Linked DNA regions of Homo sapiens: region 2 is linked to region 1. Evidence: chromatin contacts called from ENCODE Hi-C data. All regions are on one chromosome and are shown on one strand. Each heading gives the region's core, a stretch centred on a gene start or an enhancer-like site at or near the end of the contact. The rest is flanking DNA. Distances are from core to core; before and after follow the strand shown. Region 1 holds the start of DMC1 (DNA meiotic recombinase 1). Region 2 holds the start of EIF3L (eukaryotic translation initiation factor 3 subunit L).

The links. A loop is a pair of places that touch in the nucleus more often than their neighbours do. Pooled maps may share reads with other maps.
Region 2: a pooled map shows a loop between it and region 1 (6-fold over the local background). The contact joins the promoter of EIF3L here to the promoter of DMC1 in region 1. A Hi-C loop is called at or near these places in 1 of 37 single-sample maps with no recorded cell type and 7 of 50 pooled maps.

What each region holds. Positions count from the first base shown.
Region 1 is chr22:38,568,459-38,572,148 of GRCh38, reverse strand. DMC1 (DNA meiotic recombinase 1) reads left to right here and starts at 1,966. Exons shown (of 14, transcript NM_007068.4): 1 at 1,966-2,106. It overlaps LOC105373031 (a long non-coding RNA gene), which reads right to left and starts at 1,649. Exons shown (of 2, transcript NR_134627.1): 1 at 1,555-1,649; 2 at 791-1,396. RefSeq lists enhancers at 1,231-1,280, 867-1,377 and a silencer at 1,681-1,970.
Region 2 is chr22:37,847,715-37,851,404 of GRCh38, reverse strand. It overlaps EIF3L (eukaryotic translation initiation factor 3 subunit L), which reads right to left and starts at 1,986. Exons shown (of 13, transcript NM_016091.4): 1 at 1,923-1,986; 2 at 1,342-1,390; 3 at 1-125. The coding sequence starts at 1,955. MIR659 (microRNA 659) reads left to right here and starts at 3,631; the gene lies at 3,631-3,690. It also overlaps a transcript of ANKRD54 not described here. RefSeq lists enhancers at 1,300-1,821, 1,822-2,344, 2,345-2,867.

The DNA of each region.
Region 1 (3,690 bases), core at 717-3,216:
TTGACACAAAAGCTCTGGTTTGCCATGTTCTATATTGTGGATAGGAAAGTACCATTTTGCCATGCAGGATATATTTTTTTAAATATAAGCATACTTAACAATCTTTCATGGCTTCTGAGTTTTGTAGCATACTTAAAAAGATGTTTCTTATTACAAAGTAATTTTAAATATCCCATATTTTCTTCTAGTACTTTTATTATTTTATTGTTCAGATTTAATTTTTTGATCTGTCTGGAATTTATTTTGGTATAATGTGTAAAGTGTGGTTCCAATTTTATTTTTCTTCCAGATGGTTACCTAGTTGTTCTAACACTATTCACTGAATTCATCATTTCTCCACTGATGTGAAATGCCACCTTCATGATATTCAGAGTTTTTGTATGATACGAAAGACAATTTTTTTGGTTCCGATTTTAGTGGAAAGTCTTCATGTGCACTTTTTAACTGTCCTAGAGTTTGTTGTTGTTTTAAATATCTTAAAAGTTGTCTCTAACCATCGATATGATACCCAGATAAGATTTTTCTCCTCCCTTCATGAATTTGTCATTACCCAGCTCATTTTAGTTTTTTTAAGTGTACTGCACACAACCTTCAAATATTATGAACATTTCTCTCTCCCAGCTGTCACTACACCAAACTACATATGTTATATTTCCCTAAATCATCTTGCTGTGCTCTTTGCAGCTCTTCTGTAGACTGTTGATGTCTTCACCTAACGAGTTGCTCAAAAGTTCCCATAATTATTTAGGTGAGGCCTCAGAGCGAAAGCCTTTCACCACTATCCAGTTCCTCCCCCAAATGGGCATTCATCTCCATATAACAAGGACGACTGTGTTTGGGGGAAAATAACAGATTTGGAAGCACAATGGCAGTTATTTGTTGGCTCTTAAAACAATCCACCTGTTGGGGGGGTGCGTCCTACACAAAATGCCAACTGCTATTGTGGGAATGTTTTGCTATTTATTCCACCAAAATGATTCAGACAGAAAAAACAAAAAGGATCGCCCTGTACTAGGTCTTGAACCCAAAGAACTGTTTGCACAGAGATTCATCCAAGATACATCACAGCCTCCACCTCGGCAGCTGCTCTCTCAAATGTTTCCTGACTCTCCCCAAGTCAGTCTCCGCGTGAGGGGAGGAGGAGGATGCTGCCAGCGATGGCGCTGCTGGCACGAAGGCTGGCCTGCGACTTCTATTTAAAAGCTGAACCAAAATATACTTGGCGTCTGTGGTCTATTTAAAACTTCAAGTTAAGACAGAGAAAAAATTACTCTCCATCCTGAATGGGCCTCGGGTGTCTCAATCACAGACAAGAGTGGCAAATGGTGAGAGTCAGAAAGTGGGAAATTAGGAACGCTGAGGGAGCACGGCCAAACTCTGAAGCCAGCATGAAAACCTGGAGGTGAAAAGAGAAGCCATGGGCAGCGGGGGCGGGGGGAAACGGGCCCGGATTCGACCTTCTAAGCCAAGGCTCCATCTGCAACCCTCGCGACCAAGACCTATCGCCAAAGTCAGCCACCTCTGCTCATCGCCCCTCCCCCGACTCAAGGCTACCTCCTCAGAACCCCGCCTCAGGGTCTTCTCCCGGACTTTAGCGAGGTGCTCAGCTCGAGGGACGCCCCAGCTCAACGGTCTCCCTTCAAGGCCCCGCTCCTCAGCGCGCTCCTTCCACAGCGCCCCTCCCTCCCTCCCTCCGTCATCCCAGCTCGCCACCCGCTGGGGCTCCTCTTCGTTTTCCGCGCCTCAGCCCTCGCCCCGCCCCCTCGCCCTGAGCCCCCTCCAGGCCACGCCCTCTGGTCCCCCCACCTGTGAGCCCGCTCGTTCCCCGCCCTTCGGTCTTCGCCCCGCCCCCATTGCTCCCCGCCCCTCGTCGCCCTCTGTAGGCCTGCTCCCTCCCCGCCCTTCCACCCTCACCCTGCGCCCCGCCCCGGCCCCTTGGTCCTCGCCCCGCCCTCCTCGTTTGGCGCCAAACCCTGTGGTCAACGGCGCGCGGGTCTCCAGGCTCCGTGTTCTAGGCCCGAGTTAGAATCCTGTCAGCTGAGGAGGTCGGGCGGGGCAGAGGGGCTTCACCTTGAAAATCTCGGGGAGACTGTGGGTACGAGGGGGGTAAGTGGCAAAAACGAACAGCGTGCGAAGACTCTGAGGGGACGCTCGTTTTGAGAAGGCGCGCTTCCCTTTCTCGCTCCTTTTTTGGGGTCCCTGGGCTAGTGACTTTGAGCGTTCCGCTCCGACCTTTGGGGAGGAATTTTAGTGATCTTGAGGGATTTCCAACCTCATTTTCAATCGAATCGGACCTGAGTCTAGGAGAGCCCGCCTCATCCTCCTGACCAGGGAATCCGGTGTCAGGAAAATGTCCGGCGGCCGCAGGGGGTCTGCCCAGGCCTCCTGCTGAGGGAGGCGTCGAGGGCGACCCGACCGCGCTGCTGCCCCCACCAGAGGGGACAGCTGGGTCGTCTTAAACCGGGGGATTGGGGAGCCCTACTTTCAATCCAACGGTTCAGTCTATCAACGGCTCCTTGAGAGATGGGGGACAATCTTTTCATTTCATCACGGGGAGAAGAAATGAATGCTGTTTTTCTCTTCGATGGGGACAGTAAATGTGGAATTGGGGTACTCATAGCTAGCCATCTGAAGGACAGTGTCCCCGAAGATCCCATCCGAACGGTCTCGGTTGCCTTCCATCCTTTGCCGTTTGAGGTGCTGGGTGGTAGGACCCTGCTCCTGCCTTAGTATTAATGGTTCGTTCCCTTTGTTCTAGGGTCCAACCCCTGACTTTGGTATCAAATGAGGAAATGGAATCGACCAAGAAAAATGATGATTTGGACCGCATTTTATTGTAATAAATAAACACAATCACGCCTTGTGGATTCCTGAGATTTCTTTTTGAGTCTACAATGTTAAAAACTTTAACTGCTTATCAGCCTTAATATAATATTATGATCCACCAATTTTTTTTTTTTTTTTTGAGACTGAGTCTCGCACTGTCGCCCAGGCTGGAGTGCAGTGGCATGATCTCGGCTCAGTGCAACCTCCGCCTCCCAGGTTCAAGCGATTCTCCTGCCTCAGCCTCCCAAGTAGGTGGGATTACGGGCGCCCACCACCACGCCCGGCTAATTTTTTTGTATTTTTAGTAGAGACGGGGATTGGCCAGGCTGGTCTCGAACTCCTGACCTCGTGATCTGCCTGTCTCGGCCTCCCAAAGTGCTGGGATTACAGGCATGAGCCTCCACACCCGGACCACCATATTTTTAAATCTTAAAAAAATCATGAAACTAGTAAATACTGTGAAAGAAAGTATAGCTAATGTTCTATGAAACAAAAAGGTGGATGTTACAGGAGTACCCATTCATAATCAGCAGGCAGGAAGGCATTCATCATAGATGAGAAAAATAGAATCCATTTATTGAGGACAAAGTTGGAGGTGTCAGGGAGGACACAAGGAAGAATGATATAATGTCAAGGTTCCTAGAGTATTGTTGTTAAACATAAACAAGAAAGGTTAAAAGCAATATGCAATTCTAAATAACATTCAAGGCAGTAATAAAGTCATGATTAGCTGTGCAATGGAAACCAGATGATAAGTGATCACTGTTGGGGAAAGAGAAGAAACTAAATAAGCACCCCCCAATTTGCCCCTCAGGCATCTGTGTGCATGTGGGGACACACACACACATGCACACACACACACAC
Region 2 (3,690 bases), core at 737-3,236, 720 kb after region 1:
CTGGTCAATCAAATCTGAGACAGTTTTGTGGAAATACTGGATGAAGTTTTTGATCACCTCAGGGATCACCTGATAGGTTTGCTGTTCATACTGACGTTCATAAGCAAGGTCCTGCTTTGGATCTCCTGGAGGTTGGATACAACAAATACAGAGTATGCTCAAACCCACATATATGATAGAACGAAATGGCAAGACCACCCCAGAAACTAAACTCAGGTCTGCGTAAAATTCCCTTTTGAATACTCAGAGATACAAACATCTCAAGTCACTCCCAATCTCGTTGTCCCTGTTTCTTCAAAAATATTACCATGACTTAAAGTTATTTTTCACTTATTATCTGTTTTGCACCCTTCTCCCAAGTCTAGGAAGTCAGGAATCTCGTCTGTCTTGTACTCAGACATACCCTCAGGGCCTAGAAAAGTGTGCGTTGGAGGGGAGAGAGGCAAGACTGTTGGAAAGTAAGTGGTAACAGGTACTTAATATTTCTTGAATGAATAACTGTCACCTTTTAAATATATGACTGTGCCAAGTTACTACTAATAAACCTCTCTGCTATATTTTCTATTCTTTAGGAGACATTAACATACAGAACTGCTGTAAGGATTAAACAAAATATTTCATACAAAGTACTTAGAACAATGGATAACACTGACTACTAAGTCAAGTCACTATAACGTTTCAGGAAACCTCAGACACCTCCTAAAAAGATTTCATTCGGGCTTGGTTTGAATTACTTAAATTTTTCACATCAAGATTTTCTTCCTTGGGGCAGGCGCGGTGGCTCACGCCTGTAATCCCAGCACTTTGGGAGGTTGGGGCGGGTGGATCACCTGAGGTCAGGAGTTCAAGACCAGCCTGGACAACACGGCGAAACCTCGTCTCTATTAAAAAAATTTAAAAATTAGCTGGGAATGGTGGTGGGCGCCTGTAATCCCAGCTACTCAGGAGGCTGAGACAAGAGAACTACTGCTTGAACGAGGGACGCGGAGGTTGCAGTGAGCCGAGATCGCACCACTGCACTCCAGCCTGGGGGACAGAGGGAAACTCCATCTCAAAAACAAAAACAAAAACAAAAACAAAAAAGCTTTTCTTATTTGGCTAATAGTTTACACAAGAAAACCATAGCCAGGTAAGTAATCCTTCTCTTCCAAGACTGAGGTGGACTATGATAAAAAGCCTGGTTTATTAGGCTTTATAAAACCCCTCGCACTGGCAGCTAATGACTGACTCCAAACCTGGACCATCAAAGAGCAATTTTTGATGCCTGTCAGAGCTGGTTCTAAGACATTCCAAAGGAACTGATCCCTACGAGTACTCAGCCAGCCTAACCCGTGGTCTCACCTGTGTGCATATCATAGTCGCTGGGATAAGCGTAGGGGTCATAAGCCGCCTAGAAGGAAAGAGACACAGTCAAGGACAGCCGCCAAGTCGTGAATTCAAAACGCTCATCCTAGAGTCTAGATGCCAAGCAGAGAGCTAAGGATACAGAGGCGAATAAGACACTGTGCCTGCCTTTGAGGAACTCACACGCCTTAGAGAAAAGGGACAGTAAACAGACAATGACAATACAACATTACGGGTGCAATGAGGTGGAGCAAAGGACAAGAGGCTGTGGGAATCAGCGAGATTTGACCAGACGGAGCCTAGACCAAAAAAACTCAGGTGCAGAAACACAGAAACGTCTAACAGGCCTTAGTCTCCGGTCTTAGAAAGGGGAAGGACAAGCCAATCGAACACGCGAAGTGGGCGGGCAGAGCCAGGGTTGTCTAGGGACCGGGAACTGTGGGAGCAGCCTGAGGGCCGGGCGGGAGGTCGGCCGGAGCTGGCCGCGACCCGGAAGCTGCCTCGCGCCGGGACCCACATCCAGTGGTCCCAGAGATCACCCCGTCGTGGAGCCCACCGCGCCCTTACGGCCACCTTACCTCAGACTCATAATCATCAGCGGGATAAGACATGGCTGCCTCGCTTGCGAGCACCGCCGGAAAGAGCGAAATGAGCGGCCCGCGCCTGCGTCCTGAGGCCGGAAGTTCAGCCCCACTCGGGCCTGCCGGGAAACCGGAAGCCTTTCCGAGGCCTCTGGCCATCTGAGACAGCCATATCCAGAAGGAAGAGGAGCCGCGTTCCGTGGCTCACACCTGTAACCCCACCAGTTTGGGAGGCCGAGGCGGGCGGATCACCTGAGGCTGAGGCCGGGGGTTTGAGACCAGCCTGACCAATATGGAGAAACCCCGTCTCTACTAAAAATACAAAATTAGCCGGGAGTGGTGGCGCATGCCTGTAATTCCAGCTACTCGGGAGGCTGAGGCAGGAGAGTCGCTTGAACCCGGGAGGCGGAGGTTGCGGTGAGCCGAGATCGCGCCATTGCACTCTAGCCTGGGCAACAAGAGGGAAAACTCCGTCTAAAAAGAATAAGAGGGTTACAAGTAGCCTGAATTTTCCTCTCTTCAAATAGGGACTTCTCAAAGAAGGTGAATCTATAATAGTGGTGTAGATTCAGATATAAGGACACGTATTTGGCGTAAAGGAGAGGCAAAGTTAGAGGAACCAGAAAGAATGCTACACAAAAGATGGCCGGCTTCTCGCGTGAAGGAAGATTCGGATACGGGGGCCTGATGGATTTAGTTGTAGGCGGTTTGCCTGCAGCGAGTAAATTATTCAAACGTTCGGACTTCACAAGACTAAACTTACTGGGGATAAAAATTGAGATTTGGCCGGGCGCGATGGCTCACGCCTGTAATCCCTACACTTTGGGAGGCCGAGGCGGGTGGATGATCTGAGATCAGGAGTTCGAGACCAGCCTGGCCGAAATGGCGAAACCCCGTCTCTATTAAAAATACAAAAATTAGCCGGGAGTGGTAGCGTCCGCCTGTAATCCCAGCTACTCAGGAGGCTGAAGCAGGAGAATCGGTGGAACCTGAGAGGCAGAGGCTGTAGTGAGCCGAGATCGCGCCACTGCACTCCAGCCTGGGCGACAGAGCAAGACTCCGTCTAAAAAAAAAAAGAAAAAAAAAAATTGAGATTTGGTCCCATGCAGTAAGAGGGAATGGAGAACAGGAGCCACCCAACTTTGGACATTAAAGTTGGAGCAGGCAAAGATGAGGCCAGCTGTGTCGCGAAGCCTGGGACATGGGCAGCTCTTGAGTACACCGGGTTCGAGGCCAGGGGAAACCCTCAAGGTAGAGATGGGGTTATAAAGCAAACCAATAAAAACCGGTGTATGAGTCAAGGAGAGGCCTTAGTTTAGCCATCTGCCCATACACAACACCTAGTGGAAATCCGAGTTCCAGTCCCTACTCCGCCACTGATTTGCTGTGTGACCAGGACTCTCTGGGTCCCTTTGTCACGCCGCCCTCCTTGCTTTTCCCACTGAGGCACGCTCCACCTCTGGGATTTTGCACTCACTGTTATCCAAGTCTAGAATCGAATGCAGTGGCACCCCCACTCCCATTCCCTTCCCCATCGGTATCTGCATGGCACCTTCAGGTGTCTGCTCTGATGCCATCCACTCAACATCCTATTGAGAATTGCAATGCCCAGCCCCAACTCCCTATGCTGCGTTCTTGTTTTGTGTTTCTTCCTTGTGCTGTCACCAGAGGTGACACAAATTTGGAAATAATGGAGCTTAAGCTTTACCGACCCTCGATTTGGTTCAGGACCTTCCCTGAACCAAGGAAGAGTCACAGTCTCTTC